Regions from separate parts of the Homo sapiens genome. Here region 2 is linked to region 1. The links are chromatin contacts, found by Hi-C in ENCODE. All regions are on one chromosome and are shown on one strand. The core of a region is the stretch at or near the end of the contact, and the rest is flanking DNA. Distances in the headings are between cores, read along the strand shown. Region 1 holds the start of PFDN4 (prefoldin subunit 4). Region 2 holds the start of PMEPA1 (prostate transmembrane protein, androgen induced 1).

What was found. Hi-C counts contacts between places; a loop is a spot of excess contacts on that map. Pooled maps may share reads with other maps.
Region 2: a loop to region 1 is called in a map of CD8-positive, alpha-beta T cell, with 23 times the contacts of the local background. The contact joins the promoter of PMEPA1 here to the promoter of PFDN4 in region 1. A Hi-C loop is called at or near these places in 2 of 168 maps with a recorded cell type or tissue (CD4-positive, alpha-beta T cell and CD8-positive, alpha-beta T cell) and 6 of 50 pooled maps.

What each region holds. Positions count from the first base shown.
Region 1 is chr20:54,206,182-54,211,019 of GRCh38, forward strand. It overlaps PFDN4 (prefoldin subunit 4), which reads left to right and starts at 1,906. Exons shown (of 4, transcript NM_002623.4): 1 at 1,906-1,943. The coding sequence starts at 1,920. LOC124904937 (a long non-coding RNA gene) reads right to left here and starts at 1,860. Exons shown (of 2, transcript XR_007067669.1): 1 at 1,776-1,860; 2 at 765-875. RefSeq lists enhancers at 1,303-2,120, 1,661-1,980, 2,121-2,937 and a silencer at 1,971-2,240.
Region 2 is chr20:57,707,646-57,712,483 of GRCh38, forward strand. It overlaps PMEPA1 (prostate transmembrane protein, androgen induced 1), which reads right to left and starts at 2,370. Exons shown (of 4, transcript NM_020182.5): 1 at 1,829-2,370. The coding sequence starts at 1,937. It overlaps NKILA (NF-kappaB interacting lncRNA), which reads left to right and starts at 2,538. Exons shown (of 1, transcript NR_131157.1): 1 at 2,538-4,838. RefSeq lists enhancers at 752-1,363, 4,424-4,838 and silencers at 2,202-2,631, 2,652-2,771.

The DNA.
Region 1 (4,838 bases), core at 656-3,155:
CTCCCCTCTGTGCTCTGCCTCAGCACCTCATTTATCTCCTTCATGCACTTGGTACCATTTGTGACAATTTTGCCCTTTATTTCTGTCTCCCTCTCCACCATTTGTTTCTTGCAGTGCTTTTACATTGAGCTCTGGAATAAACAGATATCACTGATGGAGCATCTCCTATGTGCCAGACCCGGTGCTAAGATTTAACCCTGGAAAAACATCTTTATTCAACAAATACTTTTTTGAGCACATATGAGCTACACACTGGAAAGTCCCAATACTAAGGGCCTGGAGAGCCCAGAATAGGCAGGAGAACAGGCGATGCCCGTGGCGGGCTAGGTGGTTCGGTGGGGAGGGCACAGGGTGCTATAAGGTCTCATTCCCCTCATTTAACCAAAGAGGAAATTGGGACTTTGAGAAAGGAGGAGGCTTGTCAGGGGCAGTTCTCAAGCTGTGGCCCATGAACCTCGGGGGTCCCTGAGACCTTTTCAGGGATCCATGAGGGCCTCCCTTTCCCAACTACATGATTTGTATGAGGCTGGGGTTTTTCATACCTACAACTAGGCAACTAAACAGTGTATTTGGAGAGACTGAATGCAGAAGTAGACATGAGAATGTAACCTTCCATTAAGCCTGATATTAAAGAGATCAGTGAAAATGTAAAATGATGACAATCTTCTCAATTTATTTTTGTCTTAGAAAATATAGTTATTTTTAAAGTGTGATTTTTATTACCATGGAATGGAGTTTTATATTATTTTAAATGAATTAATAAATACATTTTAAAAATTCTGCTTTAATTTCTAATACAGCAAATATCGATAAATAACCCACATAAACAAAAGTTCTTTGGAGTCCTCAGTAATTTCCAGGAGTATAAAGAGGTCCTAAGGCAAAAAAAAAAAAAAAAATTACTAATTGGGAGACACAAGTGTCAGAATATACAGTAATTGTTCAGTAATATTGCTGTAAATTAATTAATAGGATTGCCTAGTCACAACAGCAAAGGCATGGAATCAACCCAGATGCCCATCAGTGGTGGATAGGATAAAGAAAATGTGGTCCATATACACCATGGAATACTATGCAGCCATAAAAAAGAACAAAATCATGTCCTTTGCAGCAACATGGATGCAGCTGGACATCATTATCCTAAGTGAATTAACACAGAAACAGAAAACCAACCACTCATGTTCCCACTTATGAGTGACAGCTAAACACTGGGTACTCGTGGACATAAAGGTGGGAACAATAAATGCTACGGATTCCAAAAACGGGGAAGGAGGCAGGGGAAAGGGGTTGAAAAATTACCTGTGGGGTACTATGTTCACTACTTGGGCAACGGGATCATTAGAAACCCAAACCTTAGCACCATGCAGTATATCCATGTAATAAACCGGCACACATACCCCCCGAATTTAAATTAAAAAAAAATTACATTAAAAGATAGGAGTACCTCCTTTACACCACCTGAATTATCATGGCACATAAATCTCACACCCTATTTGCCAAGGCCATTCGTTCCTAGCTGTTTTACAGGTAGGTTAGCTTTCTCAATGCAAGTCTGTGGGACGGATGGAGAAAAATTCCCCGAGCCCTTTGATCCTGCCCCAGCTGGGCCCCGCCGCGCTGAGCCTTGGGCGCGCCCCCTGCTGCCCGCGGCCGGAGCCGTTCGCCACACCCCCGTGTTTATGTCGGTCCACGGGGGTTGCCTGTCCCTTTAATTGGCATGTACCAAGTCCTTCCAGGTCACATTTCCTCCCTACGTCCCAGCCGTTTGGACTCACTGGCCAAAAGTCCAAGAGGACGGAATGTGGAGACAGTGTTGTATTTTTGCGGGGAGTTCTAGGCCGACCGGGAGCGAGAGAACGCTCGGGGGCGAAGCGCGCCATTGCGGCCCTCCCCGCCGCCTGCGGTAGTCCAGTCCCAAGATGGCGGCCACCATGAAGAAGGCGGTGAGTGGGGAGCTCGGGGCTCTGGATGCTCGGGCGGCGCCGGATCTCGGCCGCTGGGGCCCGGGCGCGGGATGCTGGGGGTGCGCAGCTCCGAAGCCCGGCGTGGGACCCGAGGCCGAGGCCGAGGCCCTGAGAGCGGTCCCGCGGCAAGGCCTGCTCGCGCCTGGCGCCCTGAGCGTTTTCCTAGGCACCTGGCCAGCCGAGGCGGGGCGCCGGGGCTGGGGCCGGGAGCCTCGAAGGACGCAGGTCCGCCTCCCGCGATGCCGAGGGTGCCCCCGGGGAGTCTGAGGAACCTGCAGCCCCGGCCTCGCCCCTGAGGTGTGGGAAGCCGAAGGTCCCGTTGAGTGTGGTTGGCCTTGACTCGGGCGTTGCACCGGCATGATCGCATTAGCCTCACTGGTTATGGGTAGCTGCTGCTGGGAGCGTGGTTACGGGTGAGGAAACTGAGGCCCAGAGATGGGGAGTCACCTGCCCGAGGTTACGCAGCTCATAACGGGGACAGCAGGTTCCTGCATCCCCAGATTAGCAGGCCCCAGAGACCCTGTGTCCAACCTGGAGCTGCCCATTTCCACGCTTGATGCCCCTGAGTCCTTCAGGCTAAAACCAGTATTTATTGAGAATGGAAGATGTGCCGGGCCCAGCAGCCGGCCGTTTATCTGTTATCCTCCCCGCAACTCAGCAAGTGCAATGGGTTCCTCTCCACTTTGCAGGTAGAGAAACTTAGACACAGAGCAGTTAGAGGCCCTAAAGTGACTCAGCTAGTAAGAAGCAGAGCTGGAGTTCAAACTCAGGTTTGTTTTTGTTTTTCTCAAAGCACGCCTGTGTAACCACTAAGCCGGCTAAACTTCCATGTGGGGTTTTTAATCCCGTGAGCCTTCCCAGATGTGTAAAGATAGTCAGATAGAAGAAAAAGAAAATTGGAGAGGGGGAAGGAGATAACGGCTGATAATTTGGGGAGCTTTACAGTGTGCTAGGTACAGCTGTAAGTTGTTTTGCGTGTATTGTTTATTTTATGTTCTTTGAGGGAGATACTGTTTTTATCCTTATTTAACAATGAGAAAACAGGCGCGGAGGCAAAGCTAGCATTTAAACACAGGCATTCTGACTCCGGAGTCTGTGTTTTAAACTGCTATAGGGGGTCTTTGATGAGAATCTCTTGGCTGGAGGGATTTGCGTTCATTCCACTTTTAAGACCACATTAGAACTTCTTTGCTTTGCCCCTATCCAGTACCACATAGTCTATGCCATCTGTGCCTGGTGTAGGGTGACCCATTGCCCCCTTTTATATGAAATTGAGGGACTGCCAAAAATGGGAAAGCCCCAGCCAACTCAGGATGTGTTGCTCACCCTACTATTCTGCCATCCAAAAATTCTTACTGTGTCCCAGAGTAGGGTCTAGGGCCATGGTGATTCAAAAAAGTATGAAACTTTGTGAGATTCACTTCACCTCTAGTTTGTTAAATTGGGCCCTCTGGTGTTAGGTATGGCCTTTAATTCCTTGGAAGATACTAGTTGTGGTTCACTCCGTTTTATAGGTATGGAAACTGAAGTGCAGAGAGGTGAAGTAAATGGTAGAAGAGGAAATGGCAGAAGAATGATTTGAACCTTGGATTTTGATTGCAAAATTTCTAATTACCAACTTTTTTTTTCCTTTCATTGATTCAGTAAATTTTCGGGGGCACGTAATATGGCGTAGTCTCAGTTTTAAGTGGAGACAACTGTGGTGACCAGTGAGAAAGCTCTTCTCCCCTTAATCTCATAGCCCCAAAGAACGTATGTTCCAGGGCAGAGCAGGCATTACTCAGATAGTCAGACAGAAAACTAGTTTCTCTGATGAGAACTGTGAAGGAAAAGTGCTTATGAAATGAGGGCCAAAATGAGGTCTGTTTTGAGATCAGAGAAGACTTTCCTGGGAAAGTGCCATTTAAGTTGAGATCTGTGAGATTATGTAAGGAAAGGAAGGGAGAGTTGGATAGGGAGCGAAGCATTCTAGAGAGGAGTATCTGCAGAGACTCTGAGTGCATTTAATACAAGGAAGGCCCGATGGCAGATAATCAGGGGAAGAGAGTTTGAGCCATGATGGGAAAAGAACTTATAGAGGGGTAGGTGGTGGCCAAAATATAAAGGAGCTTCTTTAACTTTGGAGGCTTTAAGAGTCACATGATAGATGCAGTGTCCTCCTGTAGATGTTTCCAGTGTTAGGAACAATTCCCGATAGATTAGCTTGCATGTACACTTTTCCCCTTTGCCCTCACTAGGAGAAAACATATGTGTATGCCAGTGAGTGAGAGTGAAACAGAGAGAGATAGCCCTTTGAGTTTAATTAAAAGCAAATCGTACAATCTGGAGTACTTTACGTTTGTAACACATCGTATCTCTCAACTGGTCATGACTTTGCTGGGGAGAGTGTTTAGATGAGATGATTCAGTCCTCTCCTCTCTAGAGTTCTGCCTTCTAAGATCCAGTTCTTGACCATAAGGAGATCTGCACTTTGATTTCTGTTCATTATCCTATATACAAATGTCCTTTCCTCAGAGAGGCTACCTTTGACCTTTATCTAAAGAAGCCTCCTTCACTCCCCAGGCCCCCAAAACTTTCTACTCCTAAGCTGTTTTATTTTCATCATCACGTTTGTCACCATTGAACATTATCTTGTTCATCTTGTTTTTTGCTCTCTTCCTCCACCAGGATGTATGCTTGCCATTTGTATTCATGAAAGTGGGATAGTGGCTCTCTTGTCACAGTGCATGGCGTATAGGAAACAGTAATTGTTAAATAAACTACTGCATGGATGAAAGTTGAATACAAAAATTAGCTGGGCATGATGGCGTTTGCCTATAATCCCAGCTACTCGGGAGGCTGAGGCACGAGAATCGCTTGAACCTGGGAGGCAGA
Region 2 (4,838 bases), core at 1,120-3,619, 3.5 Mb after region 1:
TTTTTTTTTTTTTTTTTAAGTCCTGAACCATAAAGAGAGACAAGAGCAAAATGATGCACTGTGCCCAGCCCTTGGAATAAGGGTGACACAAGGATGTGTGCCCCTCGAGCAGGAGGTCCTCAAGGCAGCTTTACAGAGCGAAAGGCAAAAAGTGAGGCAAGGAGGGCACTGAAGCAGCAATCCATCTAAGGCAAGACTCTCCAAACGTGTGCGAACGTATTTTAATAACATTCTCGTGCATTTCATTAGCCTCCTGAGTTCACAAAGGGCCTCTGGGAAGGCAAGTCGGTTCCGCAAACGCTGGCTCTGGGCAGGTCCTCCTGGCACCTCGCTAGTCTGGCACAGGCCAGCTAAGGTGGGGTAGGGGGAGAGCTTTCCATTCCAGGCTGGGAGGGAGTGTGGAGAGGTGGATGGATGGAAGGACCCACCACCAAAGCCCGGCCAGCCTGGTTATTTTTACCACTTGAAGCTCACTGTATAGGCTCAGGGGCCACAAACTGGCAGCCGCCTGCGGACACTTGCTTATGAGCCGCCCAGACACTGCCTTCATTCCACAGCGGCTGCTTCTCAGCTCCGGGCCCCAGCTAGGGGCAGCCTGGCCCCCAGCAGGGAAGGACTGTGTGCCCCTTCACCTGGCGTGCTTCTTCAGGGTGGGGATGGGGAAACTAAAGCTCAGGGAAGCAAAAGGTCCCCGAAAAGGTGGGCTGGGGGACAAGGTGTAGGCTAGAAGCTAGAAGCCAGAACCCGGGAGGTAGTGGTTCAATTCTCCACTCAACCAAATGTCCACCTAGGTGGGCTGTGTGTGCAGGAGGTAGAGACTTACTTATCTGAACTTTTGGGTGCCCAGGCGGCTGCGTTAGCGACAAGGTTCAAAACCCCACTCCCCACCGTTGGTCCACTGATCCCTTATTTAGGGCCAGGCAGTCCCAAACACAAACAGCCCCAAACTTTGACTCCTTTGTAACCATGGTCTCAGCCAGACTGAACCAAGCTGTCCAGACAGAGGCTATTTATAGGTGCGTCGGGGACACAGACACTGGCACAATGACACACACACATTCAAGATCCACGCTGGGCCAGACGGGCCAGAGCTGAGCCCTGGATTCAGACACCTGGACACACACGGTCCCCAGATCCGGCCCAACCAGACCAGACCCCCAGAAAGATGGACACGCTCAAGAAAGGCACCCCGGCCCGGACACGGGAAAGACACACAGAGAGAGGCAGGAAGACTCGGTGACACGCACTCTTGGGCAAGACCGCGACTCAGACCCCCAGACACCCCGAGAGACGCCGAAGACCCAGACAGAGCCACGCAGCCACGCACACTCCACAGACGCACGGACATCCACTCAGAGCCCGAGACACAGCGCCGCGAACACTCCAGACACACGCCCGGAGCCCCAGACACCTCGCAGACCAGACAGTGTCTCACACGCCCCTCCACCCCCGCCCAAAGTTGATAAAGAGCCGGCCTAAATGCTCCATCGCGACTGCCCTCAGGGAAATAAAATGGAAACTTCACGGATCCGCCCGCCCCAACCCTCCCGCGCCGTGCGCCGCCGCTGAGCCCCGGGTCCGAGTCCGGGCGGGCGGGGCGCGGACAGCGGGGGCCGTGCCAGGCTCGCAGCGCCGCGGGACAAAGCCGGGCCGGCCGCCAGCTGCCGCGAGCCGGGAGGGCGCGCCCGGGGCGCGGCGGGCGCTGCCCGGGCGCAGGGCGTTCGGTCCGAGGGGGCGCGCAGGGCCCGGACCCCCGCTCGCAGCTGTGCCCCGACATAGGGTCCGAGCCCGATGGAGTCTCCGGGGAGGGGGGCGTGGGGTCACTCACTGATCTCCATGCTCTGGAACAAAGAGCGTTTGCAGTTGCACGTGCAGGAGACATTGGGCTGCCCGGCGGCGGCGGCGGCGGTGCTGTTGACCCCCATCAAGCGGTGCATGGACGGCGCGGCGGCGCGGCGCGGGGCGCGGGGGGCTCGGGGGCGGCCGGGGGGGGCTCCGGCCGGCGCCCGGAGCTGGGGCCCCGCATGCAGGAGGCGCGCGGCGGGGGAGGCGCGCCCCGGCTCGCCGGGCTCGGGTCGCCGCCAAGTTCCCGGGGCGCCGCGGGGCTCAGTGCGCGGGACCGCGCTCCGCTGCGCCCCCCCGGCCTCCCCTCGGCAGCCCCGGGGGCGTCGGCAGTGCCCGCGGGTGGCGTCCGGAAAATGGGCTGGCAGCGGGGCGCGCGCTGCCGCCGGGGCTGAGCCTCTGCCGCTAGCTTTCCCCAGCCGAGCGCCTCCGCCGCCGCCGCCGCCGCCGCCTCCTCCTCCTCATTCAAGTCCAAGGAGATCGGGTTTCGCTCCGAGACCGCGGTCGGAGGCAGGCAGACGGTCTGACGTCAGCGCTAGACGGGGCTGCCGGTTCCCACCGCGCGGGGGCCGGGGAGGGGGCGCGCGCTGCGCCAATCCCCGCCGAGGTTCCCCCGCACCCCCTCCCCGAGCCGGGGGGCGGGGTGACGGGAAACGGGGCGGGCTCTTAAAGGGCCAGAGCTAGGCGGCCCACGTAGACCCGGCACCCGCGCAACGGAGGAGGGGCGCTGTGCCCTCTCCCCAACGGCGGTCAGCTTGGAACGCCTGCCCGGCGCACGCCCGGGGCCGGGGAGCCGAACTCGGTGCCAGCCGCACCCGGGCGGGTTGCTGGTGCGCCCTCCCCTCGCCCCCGTCCCTGGGGTCCTTGACCCAGGCTCTTGGGGCTAGCCTATCTTCTGAGGAGCACAAGGTCCCTGGGGGCTCAGGGAAGAGAAATTGGAGAAAGGGGGAGGAAGCCCCCAAGATGGATCACCCATTGCCTGGTTTCGCAGGAGACTGTCCGCCTTCAGTTCTCCAGCAGCTCGGGGATCATGGCCCACTGAACCCCCAAGCGCTTTCACCCGAACCCAAGGAGGACGACCAGGAAAGACGGGAACTCGCGTAGACACGCCCGGAAGCCCTTGTCATGTAAATAGCTGTCGGGGACTGGTGTATTGTCGCCGCCCCAGCCGGCGGGACCTGGGGCGAATCCACACCCATTGTCTGCTGCCCAAGGGGCCTCCGGCTGGGGGGCGCGGCTGCGGAGTTCAAAAGGGGTATGAGCAGGAGGGGTGTACTTTTAGTTCATTAAGTTTTAATTACAGGAGTGCTACAAGAACACATTCTTCAGGTTTAAAAAGATATTAAAATATTACATAAGAGACCTCCCCTCCCTGGCCCACCTCCAGCCTCTTAAAAATTTAGTGTGTCGCCTTTTAGACACTTTCTCAAAGCTTCACTTATTTAACAGGCACTTAAGGAGCACCTACCTGTGCCAGAAACTCTCCAAATATTAACTCAACCTGACACCGACTCAGTGTGGCCGAATATTACTCTCCCCATTTTACAGAGCGGGCAGCTGGTCAAGGAAGTCGCTTGTTGAAAGTCACACAGTGGTGGAGCCTGTGTGCCAACCCAGGACCCTGGGGAGCTGCCTCCCCCTCTCCCACGTAGTCCTGATTCTTTAAGTGTCCACATATTCCTGTAATGCCTGGAGTTTCAGTAATTAGCAGGGACTTAGTGTGTTCAGAGAAAAAAAAAGCTTTTAAAAATTATTGTTACTGTGTTTGTAACAGTTTGGATAGAGAAGGAAAAGCTGGAATTTGGGAAGTGAAGGTGGCCTCGGGGTAGAACTTACCTAGACCAGAGCGAATTCATCCTGAAGAACTCAGAGAAAGCCGGTGCAGGAAGTGGGTTCCCGCTCTCCCTGCACAGGCACAGTGATGCTGCCAGAGCTCTCCCAGAAAGACCAGGAGGCTTGTTCTGGAGAAGTCAAGCCCAGGGATGTGGCTCAGGCTGGTCCAAGCTCTTTGGAGGAGTCCAAGCGTGCCCAGCCCAGAGGGAGGTTCAGAGGCACTGACCGTCTTCTGTTTGGGAGGAGAAGCTCACTCTTGGAGCCACAGCCAGCACTAGGTCAGGACCCAGGCCCCGGCCCAGGAGTGGGGCAATACCCAGCGTCTACCCCAGATGGCACCCTGCTGTGAACTGGGCGCCCTCAGCCCCTGCCTTGAGGAAGGGGCAATACCACCAGCGTGTCTTTTATCAGGGAAGATATTGCTGCAGTTTGGCCGCTGCAACTTAAGAGAAAAGCTAAGGGGTCCCCCAGCATCCCTTGGGGTGCCACTGCAAATACTGGCTGGGCCTGGAGATGACCTGGGTCCCATTCACTTCCTAGGGTGAAGGAGGTCATCATTACCACCCCTGCTTTCAGCCATTTCTTCATTCATTCAATCAACAAACTGGCTGAGCTGCAACCCTGAGCCGGGGAATTCAGCCACTCCAGACACAGCCCCTGCCCTCCGGGAAGTCTCGGGAGACCTGGCTAGTCTGGCTGGGAGAAGTCACACGTTGATTGTCTTGGAAGTGAGATGGCATTTACACAATGGAGGCTGCACTGCCAGCAGGCAAAAATAACCAGTTAATTCAGTGGCTTAAAGAAACCAAACCTACCCACAACGCTTGACCTCCCATTGATCCATCTGCGACACCGGCAGTGGCTACCATTTATTGAGTGCTGATGGTGTCACCTGGGATTGACTTAGTGGTCTCTGGCGCTAGTTCCGAAGTTGATTCTGTCTGGAGAGCTTAATGCAGTGTTCAGACCTCAGGGTCCGAACCTGAGGGTCACCCAAAGATGAGTGGGACATAGCTGTGTGACCTCGGCTGAGTGCTTTCACCTCTCCAACCTCAGTTTCCTCTTCTGCAAAATGGGGTGGCTTCATGGCACCTTCACGTGGTGTGATTGCGAGGAATGAAGGGATCGATGCCTTGCAAGTAGAGGAGAAGGGGCCGGATACA